Regions from separate parts of the Mus musculus genome. Here region 2 is linked to region 1. The links are chromatin loops, found by intact Hi-C in ENCODE. Cell type or tissue: left cerebral cortex. All regions are shown on one strand. Each heading gives the region's core, and the rest is flanking DNA. Links, peaks and the distances in the headings are about the cores only.

What was found. Hi-C counts contacts between places; a loop is a spot of excess contacts. Peaks named below come from ENCODE experiments on the same cell type or tissue, not always from the same donor. Only the 100,000 strongest peaks of a DNase experiment are listed, where the experiment ranks them.
Region 2: it touches region 1 in a loop (3-fold over the local background); 5 of 42 quality-filtered maps call a loop at or near these places.

What each region holds. Positions count from the first base shown.
Region 1 is chr15:58,886,604-58,891,206 of GRCm38, forward strand. Rnf139 (ring finger protein 139) reads left to right here and starts at 2,626. Exons shown (of 2, transcript NM_175226.4): 1 at 2,626-2,891. The coding sequence starts at 2,711. It also overlaps a transcript of Tatdn1 not described here. In left cerebral cortex, for the core only: a CTCF peak has its summit at 2,222; DNase peaks (open chromatin) are centred at 2,355, 2,782 and 3,019; H3K4me3 peaks cover 2,636 bases; H3K27ac peaks cover 2,513 bases.
Region 2 is chr15:58,137,178-58,141,780 of GRCm38, forward strand. Wdyhv1 (WDYHV motif containing 1) reads left to right here and starts at 4,189. Exons shown (of 6, transcript NM_029734.2): 1 at 4,189-4,404. The coding sequence starts at 4,316. In left cerebral cortex, for the core only: a CTCF peak has its summit at 1,932 (motif pointing right); a DNase peak (open chromatin) is centred at 4,169; H3K4me3 peaks cover 684 bases; H3K27ac peaks cover 601 bases.

The sequences.
Region 1 (4,603 bases), core at 428-4,427:
CATATCTGAATTTTATTTTACATAAAAGAGAAAAACCAAAACAAAAAACAAACACCCCCCCCAAAAAAAAAACAATTTAGAGACTATCATTTTAAAACAAACCCTAAGGACCTAGAAGTTATAGTCCATATTGTAACCCTCAGTTCCCATTCTTCTTCTGAAATTGGCATCATCCATTGGTAGGAAATACAGAAGACCTTGGAAGGGGTGGGGAAGGAGGGAGGCTCAAGTACTTGTCCCTGATTGCTCCCTCCACCTAAGGAAGCCAGGGTACACTAGTAAATTTCCTTCTGACAGCCTAGTCTATTTTTTTCCTTTGCCTGACAAGGCTTGACTGATGGATATCCAGAGAGAAGCTAACATAAGTTTTATACACCCTACTTTTAAAGTACCAGAACTTGGGAGGCAAACACAGGTGGGTGTATAGAAAGCATTTGAGGCCAGCCTGATCTATGTAGCTAGTTCCAAGCTGACTTGAGACCCAGATTTTAAGAAAAAAAAAAAAAAAAAAGCTACTAAGAAGCATTTGAATAATTAATGACAGACAAAAGGCTTTTGACTCATTAATGAGTGTTATCTTTGAACACAGGTATTCTGTGTATATTGCTTGTGTGTCAGTGTGAATATTGTCATAACAGACAAGATAGATGCGTATTAGTTTGTACTTTCAGATCATATTTTATTCTCTATTTTTGAATGGTAATAATACAATTCTCCCCCTCTCTCCTATCACATTTTTACTTTAGTGTTTCTGGACCCTCTTCTCTGTAAGAGCTTCACTCTTTTGACTTTAATTACACTGGGGGCATAATAAGAGAGGGATGAGTAGCTAATTTAATCCCTGAGGTTCCCTATGTAAGATTGTGTCATTCTTTCACTAAGGTTGCCTTCCTCTGGGGACGTTGTCATAGCCACAAGGTTAGTCTCTAGCCATGCAGTTTAGGAAAGTTACCCAGAGTTTCTAGAGTAGATCTGAAAAGGTAACCATCTGGTGGTCTTTTAAAAAATAAAATAAACCAGAGAAAGGTCTTGAGTTAGGATGGTGACAGCGGCTATAGGAAGGATAGGACTCAGTTACAGAATTTGGCTGTGGGTGAAAGAAGCAAAACAAACCGAAGTTTTAAGCTTTAAGATACCATTAGGTTCAAACTCTGGTTTTGATTCTTGTTGGTCTGGGGCATACACAGTCCCACCTGTTAGCACCTTTGTGATCTTGCAATTCGTTTTATCTAAACCAGTCTCAACCTTGATAAAACAGGTAGAGCAAATGCCTATCGTAATAGCTGATATAGAGGCTTTGGTAAAAGAAAACCGGGGCCTACAGTGCCTCGTATACAGATGGAAGAGGGGAAAGTGAGCAAACAAAGCCCAAACCACAAAACTGGGTGGAGGTGCCATCTTCCTGCTCCAAACACCTTCCCCCAAAAGGGTTCTGTTAAAGTCTGATAATTTTATTTACAGACCTCCTCCCTGTGCGGGTGTGGGGTGGAGTGGGAAGGGAGGTCCAACTTCTAGAGTCCTGCTGTAAACTGGCTTGTGCGCTTTGAGCTAGGAGCCCAAGTCAACCAGGCTTCCTGGTTTGCGATTTTGTGTTCCTTAAACCAAAACAGCTAAGTCTACAGTTCAGCCTCTGACCTTACTCTCTTCCTTTGCTGGAGAAGGAACAGAGAAACAACAGCCAGGTCATACCAATTCCACTGATAGGCAAGAAAGAGCGGCGAAAGAATGCGCTCAACTCTGATTAAGGATTTATCCAGGACAAGGATAAATCAAAGACCTCAGAGAGTTCTGGGTTCTTGCTCGTAAGTCAGGCTCCGAAGCCATTAATAAAATGTGCATGACCGTCCACGGGGACAGGGAGGGAGATGTGTAAACAGATGCGAGTGTGTTTTTCTTGGCAACACCTAACAACTCAAGGCCAGTGCCAAGTCTGGCTGGGATCGCCCTGTGCAGCCTCGCAGGTTATTTCCCCTGCCATTCCTCAGGCCTGGCCTCTGGGTGGGGAGAGGCAGGTAGGCAGGGCGGCGTCCTCCAGCTTTTCATCTCCCAAGCAGGACGAGGCGAGTTCAAGGGACACTCACTGGGCTCTACTAGACATTTAACACTGTCGGTGCGCAGTAGCCCAGCATCCCACGCTCGGGGCACGCCAACACCGAGGGGCAGCCACTCACAGGCGCTCGGGCGCTGGGACGCGGCGGGCCGGCGACGCGAGCGCCACCCCGCGGCGAGGCGAGGCGAGGCTAGGCGAGCCGAAGCGGGCGGGGACCATGGCAACGCTCGAGGCTCGCCGGGCCCCGCGTGCTGACGCTGCGCGGCGCGCCGGATTGTGACGCAGGGCCGCGGCGCCGGCTCCGCGTTCTCGAGTGACCGCGGGCGCCGCCTCGGGGGCCTCGCAACGGCAGCAACGGCCGAGGCAGGCGGGGTCAAGATGGTGGCTCCGCTGGCGGGGGAGGCGCTGGAGGGAGGAGGAGCCAGACCCTAGCCGGCCGGAAACACCGACGCCCCGAGGCCTCCCGGCAGCCGCTGCCGCCGCCCCCTGCTCCACCGAGGGACGCGAGCGGGCGGCGGGGCGGGCCGGGCCGGGACACAGGACAGGAGGCGGCCGGGGGCGGAGCCACTTTCGTCGGCGCCCGCCCCGGCCGCGGCCCCGGGCCTCCCCCGCGCCGCCCTGCCTGGCCCGGCCCGCCCAGCCCCGGTGTGGCAGCGGCTCATGGCGGCGGTGGGGCCCCCGCAGCAGCAGGTGCGGATGGCCCAGCAGCAGGTCTGGGCGGCGCTCGAAGTGGCGCTCCGGGTGCCCTGCCTCTACATCATCGACGCCATCTTCAACTCCTACTACGATTCCAGCCAAAGCCGGTTCTGCATCGGGCTTCAGATCTTTCTCCGGCTCCTTGGTAAGGACGGCGTAGGGCTAGCCCGCTGGCCGAGGCGTGCCCTCTCCCAGGCCGACGGGAACGGCAGGGCACTGGTGGCACGCGGCTTGGGGAACCACGGTCTGGTTCCCCAGAGGGCCTTTTGGCGGGGGTGCGGGGACCCGTGGTACTCGTGCCAGCGTTGACAGCTGAGTGGTGCTGGCGGGTCTGTGCCCTGCTCGGTTGGCACCTGGATGGGCGAGGAGAAAGCACGGCTGTGTGAGCATGCGGCTGTCTGTCTGCTGTTTCTCTTGGGGAATGACTGCTGGCTTCCAGCGTCCTATGCGACAGCCCTGGAAAAACAGCTCTCCGGGTCTCGCCGTGTGTGACCTTGGACTTGAGCCAGAGCTTGAGCCCCCTGTCTACCCATTTCACAGTGCAGAATACGTTGTCACTTCTGTGTCTTGGAGTCCACCGGATCGTGAAGTACTTGAGGTAAATGGCCACTCAAGCCATGAATGTCAGTCCTTGAAACCATTTCCAAAAGTCACCGCGAGGAAGGTTATACTTACAACGAACCCCTAAACTCTTTCTATGAGTAAATAATAAGGTGTTGGATGTGACTATGAAAGCTTACCATCCCAGGGTGATGAGACATCTGTGGGAGACTAGAAAGATCAGTCTTCATTTCATATGGATTGAGTGCTAAAAGTATTTTATATTTCACTTTCTATTTCTCTCTGTGCTACATACCAGAAGTGAGAAACACATAAAGAGATCTTTTCCAGATAATTACAGCTTGGCAGGTTTTGTTGATGAGATCATTACGATGAGTTTTTAGGTGGGTTCTTGCTATTGAAAGGTTGGGGGTGCGGGTACCTGGTAGTGAGGTCCTGACCAAGACCTTGAGAAGTGCGAGCGCCTCTGCTGCCTTATTCTCCCAGAAAAGGAGCGTCAATAAAGAAGCAGTTTTGTTCTTGGCAGTAACTCTTCTACATTTGTCTGCTAGAAAGCATTCTCACAGGTTTTACCTAATCCGTCGGTCACTCCTCAAAGGTGGATCGTGTTATTTAGACTTTACAGGTGAGGAAATGAGGTTGGAGAAGTTAGGTGTTTGGTTTCTGGTGCACAGCTGGTGTTTGCCAGAGCGTTAGAAAGGCTTCTGGTGTTCAGGGATGGTTCCCTTTTGTTCTTCCTCAGTGTGCGGAGATGCAGTACCCAGCGCTGTGACCCCGCAGTGCTCACCTTAAAGTTAACAAGAAAGAAAAAGTGGTGGTGATACTCTTCAAGCACAGGGCTTAGTGTCATCTACTGGGGATACAAGTTAGTCGTTCTGCTCTTCTTTATTAAAGCCACTTCCACCATTCTCTGTGTTCGAGAGGAGTCTGCATAGTCATCTCAGAGATAGTACATACAGCCACTGCCTTGAATGTCTTCATGGCATAATAACCGCAGATTCTGGCAACTTTGGGGGGACCTGAGGATTTAATGCATTTCCTGTTGGAGTACTCGACACTAGGTAGATTTATAGAAAGGAGTTTTCTTAAGTCACTTACGGTAAAAACATTTAAGAAAGTCAGTGTTCCCCCGCCCACTCCTTATACTTTATTTCTTCACAGAAGTTTTGTATTTGAGAATTTCAGGAAGAGCTCCATTTCACGAGTCTGTAGTTTTGTTTTCTCTACCTTTATAAAAACAATGATGGTATTGTCAACATAAAAACACAACTCATCTCAAATGGGATAAGAGATAGC
Region 2 (4,603 bases), core at 361-4,360, 750 kb before region 1:
GTGGTTGCTGGGATTTGAACCCAAGACCTTCGGAAAAGCAGTCAGTGCTCTTAGCGGCCTAGCCATCTCTCCAGCCCAAATCAAGTGTTTCTTGCATGAAGGGCAAACATTCTACCAACGGATCTACATCTCCAGCCATCAGTAACCCCCCCCCCCCAAAAAAAGGATCTATGCCAGGCCTAATGCTTAGACTTTGCTCACGTGATAGCAACATAGTAACCTCTGCTTTAAGAGACCTGACAAAACATTAACATAGTTTCTAGCAGTTGTATCAGTAAGATGAATTCCTGTCGGTTCTCCTGCCCCTATTAACACTACTGCTTGGGAAAGCTAAACACTGGCAGGAGATTTGTTTTTGTCAACATTGATAGGCTCTGACATCCCCTCCCCGCAGAACATTCACTAAAAAGATCTGTCAATGTTTGTCTTTTACAATCCAGAAGTCTCTCAATGGCCCTTAAAGGAAGAGCCATTCCTTTCTAATGGAATCGTCAGGAAAGTCACAACTGACTGTTGAAGTCTCTTTGGGAGGACTATACTTCAAGTAACTAATGGTAACTTACATGATTATGTGCCGGCAACTACTAAGTTCATCATATAGACAAACTCAATCCTTGTAGCAAACCTATTTTTAACCTCAGTTTTACAGATGTGGAAACAGGCATGGGGAGGATGTTGCAGAAGCTCTGCTCAAGGGCACATATCTATTAACTGGTAGAATCTGCTACTTATGTCCAAAGTCTAGGTGTCTAGGTGTGATAATGTGCCAGCAATTCTAGCACTCAGGAGGTAGAGAGAGCAAGGAGGATATGTCAAGGCCATTCTTGACTACACAGTAAGTTCAAGACAAATGTGGGCGATATGAAATCCCATGTCCCCACCACCTTTGCACATATGCCTCAAAATAATCAGTAGACAACCACAGGTTAGGCAGCAGTTGAATACAAAGTAAATACAAAATAGAGACATACTCTGTATGCAGCTAAAGCTGGTGTGCTGGTTTGAAAATGCTTGGTTCTGGGATGACACTATTAGGAGAAGGTGTGACCTTGTTAGAAGAGGTGTGGCATTGTATGGGGTGGGCTGGACACCAGGGACTGCAAGAATATGGATTTGGAAAGTATTGGCATGCTTTGAGTGGGGCTTAATGGGAAATCCTAGTAGGAATATGGAAGACATTGGTGCTGAGTATGGTTTGGACTGTAGGGACCTGGCTCAAGAAGTGTCAGAGATTTTTTTTTTAAGATTTATTCATTTTATGTATATTGAGTATAGTCACTATCTTCAGACACACCAGAAAAGAGCACCAGATTTCATTACACATGGTTGTAAGCCACCATGTGGTTGCTAGGAATTGAACTCAGGACCTCTGGAAGATCGGTCAGTGCTCTTAACCACTGAGCCATCTCTCCAGCCCCAGAGAAAGTTAATATGTGGCCTAGAGACTGTTTTTGTGATAGTTTGGTGAAGAATGTGGCTGCTTTTGTCCATGTCTGAAGAATCTGCCTGAGGCTAAGGCTAAAGTGAAGAGAATCCGATTAATTGCACTGACAAAGGAAGTCTTAGAAAAGCCTTTATCCTCTGGCTCACTCTTGGTTTATTCATGAAGAGTGTTTTGAAAATACAGAATGTATGGTTCAAGTATTATAGGGCAGCAGGAAGTAAAATGAAGCAGAGTCCTAGAAATTAAGGGAGTGGTGGCCTCAAGGTAAGACTCCACTCCTCACTGTTTGTGTGTTTGCAGTAGAACAAGGAATAGGTATGCCATGTTAGGTGTTATTTCCTGGTTACTATTTTCTTTTTTTCTTTCTTTCTTTTTTTTTTTTTTTAACAACAGGAATCAATTTTTATTTATTTATTTATTTATTTATTTATTTATTTATTATATGTAAGTACACTGTAGCTGTCTTCAGACGCACCAGAAGAGGGCATCAGATCTCTGTTACAGGTGGTGAGCCACCATGTGGTTGCTGGGATTTGAACTTCGGACCTTTGGAAGAGCAGTCGGGTGCTCTTACCCCCTGAGCCATCTCACCAGCCCCTCCTGGTTACTATTTTCATTTGTATTTTTAACAATTCAGAAGTGGAGGGTACACTTGTGTATTTTCTTTAGAGAATTATTTATTTTGTTTCTATGAGTACACTATAGCTGTCTTCAGACACACCAGAAGTAGGCATCAGATCCTATTATAGATGGTTGTGAGCCACCATGTTCTTGCTGGGACTTGAACTCAGGACCTCTGGAAGAGCAGGCAGTGCCCTTAACTGCTAAGCCATCTCTCCAGCCCTATACTTGTGACTTTAAGGGTGGACCATGGTGTGTGTGGGTAGGTGAGTAGGGCTGGATGTTGTGTGAGGCAGATGAGGGCGAGTCTGAGAAGCAGCAGGGCTGATTCTCATAGCACCTGGGGCAAAAGTGCTATGGAGGGAGGAAAGAGGATAGAAGGTGTACTGGCTGGTTTTGTGTGTCAACTGGACACAGGCTGGAGTTATCACAGAGAAAGGAGCCTCGGTTGAGGAAATGCCTCCGTGAGATCCAGCTGTAAGGTGTTTTCTCAATTAGTGATCCAGGGCAGAAGAGGGCCCATTGTGAGTGATGCCATCCCTGGGCTGGTAGTCTTGGATTCTATAAGAAAGCAAGCTGAGCAAGGCAGGGGAAGCGAGCCAGTAAGTAACATCCCTCCATGGCCTCTGCATCAGCTCCTGCTTCCTGACTTCCTTTGGTGATGAACAGGAATGTGAAAGTGTAAGCTGAATAAACCCTTTCCTCCCCAACTTGCTTTTCCTTGCTTCTCGGTCATGATGTTTGTGCAGGAATAGAAACCCTGATTAAGACAGAAGGCCATTGCTGTCCACACACAACTGCAAGCAGGCTTCCCCAAGTTCTGGTGTCTGTCCAGAGCTGACTCCACTGGAGGGCAGGATGATCACACAACTAGCTCTGGTCCCTTCTAGAAACTGCAGGGATCCTCTTTCCCTTGCAATCTCTTTCCATCCTTCTACTGAGAAAGCTTAACTTCACACTCACTTTGTACTAACCAAGAGAGGCTTCATGACTGCCACTCCCTGCCTCCCAGCCTCTGTTGAAGGGAGTATTCAAGCTGAAACAATAAATTGGTAACAGACACAAACACATGTTTAGTTTGTAGGATTTATGGGTTTTGGACAGCAGCTGAAGTTCACCAGAATACCACCAGCACAGCACTTTATGGGGTTGGGGTCTCAGAAGGCTGAGAGTCTGTGGGTGGCCTATAATCTAATCTTAAGAAGTCCAGCGTTTGCAGGGAGGTTCTCTGAGCACTTAAGGCACACACAGGAGACTGGGATGTCTATAGAGACAGTTCTCTATGTCTTTAATTCACTATGCATAAACACTGTTTTAGCAATTTGGTGTCTTCTCTTTTGAAAATAAATATGATTAACACAAAATGCTATCCAGACTCTTTAAATCTTTTTTTTTTTAAAAGAAAAATTCTTTTGTAGTCTAGGATCACCTTGCATTAGAAGCAATCCTCCTGCTTCAGTCTCCTGCATGCAAGGACTTTAGGTGTCTGTCACCACACCTGGTTAAAACTTTTTTTCTTTAAAATACACACACACACACGGAGAGGGAGAGAGATCCAGATGAGAAGAAATTAAATTACAATATGGTGAGATCTGGGTGCACTGCACTAACACCCCCCCCCCCCCCCCCCGTTCGCCTTTCTTTCTCAGTTCCTGCTCTAAAGGTTCAGCTTTCGTGCGTGCCCAAGCATCTCTTAGTTTAGAGTTTCTTCTGGTTTCACACAGCGGGCAACCTTAGCTGGAGTTTTAAGTGTATCCGGAAGCTCATATCTAAACACTGGCAACAACACAAGCAATCCCTCCATGGGAGGGCGACTAGGTCTACGCAGCGTAGCTCAAGAACAGGTTCGGTTTGGGGTCCGGGTGGTGGGGGGGGCGGGGCGAGAGGGAAGCCTCTAAGTGCATCCCGCTCTGCCACAGGCTCCACCCACCACGCAAAACCTGGCAAGAACTACACAGTTCAAGTCATCCTAAGATTCGCATTCCCAGCCCCCTCTCCACCAGCCTCGCCCCACCCCCACCCCCCTCAGATCCCACTCATTCTCTCAGGCCCCGCCCACCCGGAACCACGCAGGCTTCGTCATCCCGGGCTCCGCCCTCACGCTGCACGGGGCCCCGCCCACCCGGCTCTCGGCTCTCCCACCCGGAAACTGTCCTGGCCGCCTACTCTGTTGTCCTCTCCTCCTGGGAGACTGGCGACAATTGCGGCCAGCGGGTTGTTTAGTTGACCTGTGAGCCACAGCTTCGGGTCATGGAGGGGGACGGCCCCGCCGCCACGGCCCCGCAGTACCAGCCGGTCTGTCCTACGCGGGACGCATGTGTCTACAACAGCTGCTATTGGTGAGAGAGCGCGGGCGCGGACCCCGGGAATCTGCGCGGTTTCGCGCGCCGCCACCAATGCGCCCCTCTCCTGGATGCTCCCCTGAGTGCTGCTGCTGGCCTACACTGCCCGGGTTTAGCGCCGGGATGAGGAGGGTGGGGAACGCATTTCTGGTCTCCTTAGCTGAGCCTGAGCAGTGGGGTGAAGTCGGGGCGTCTT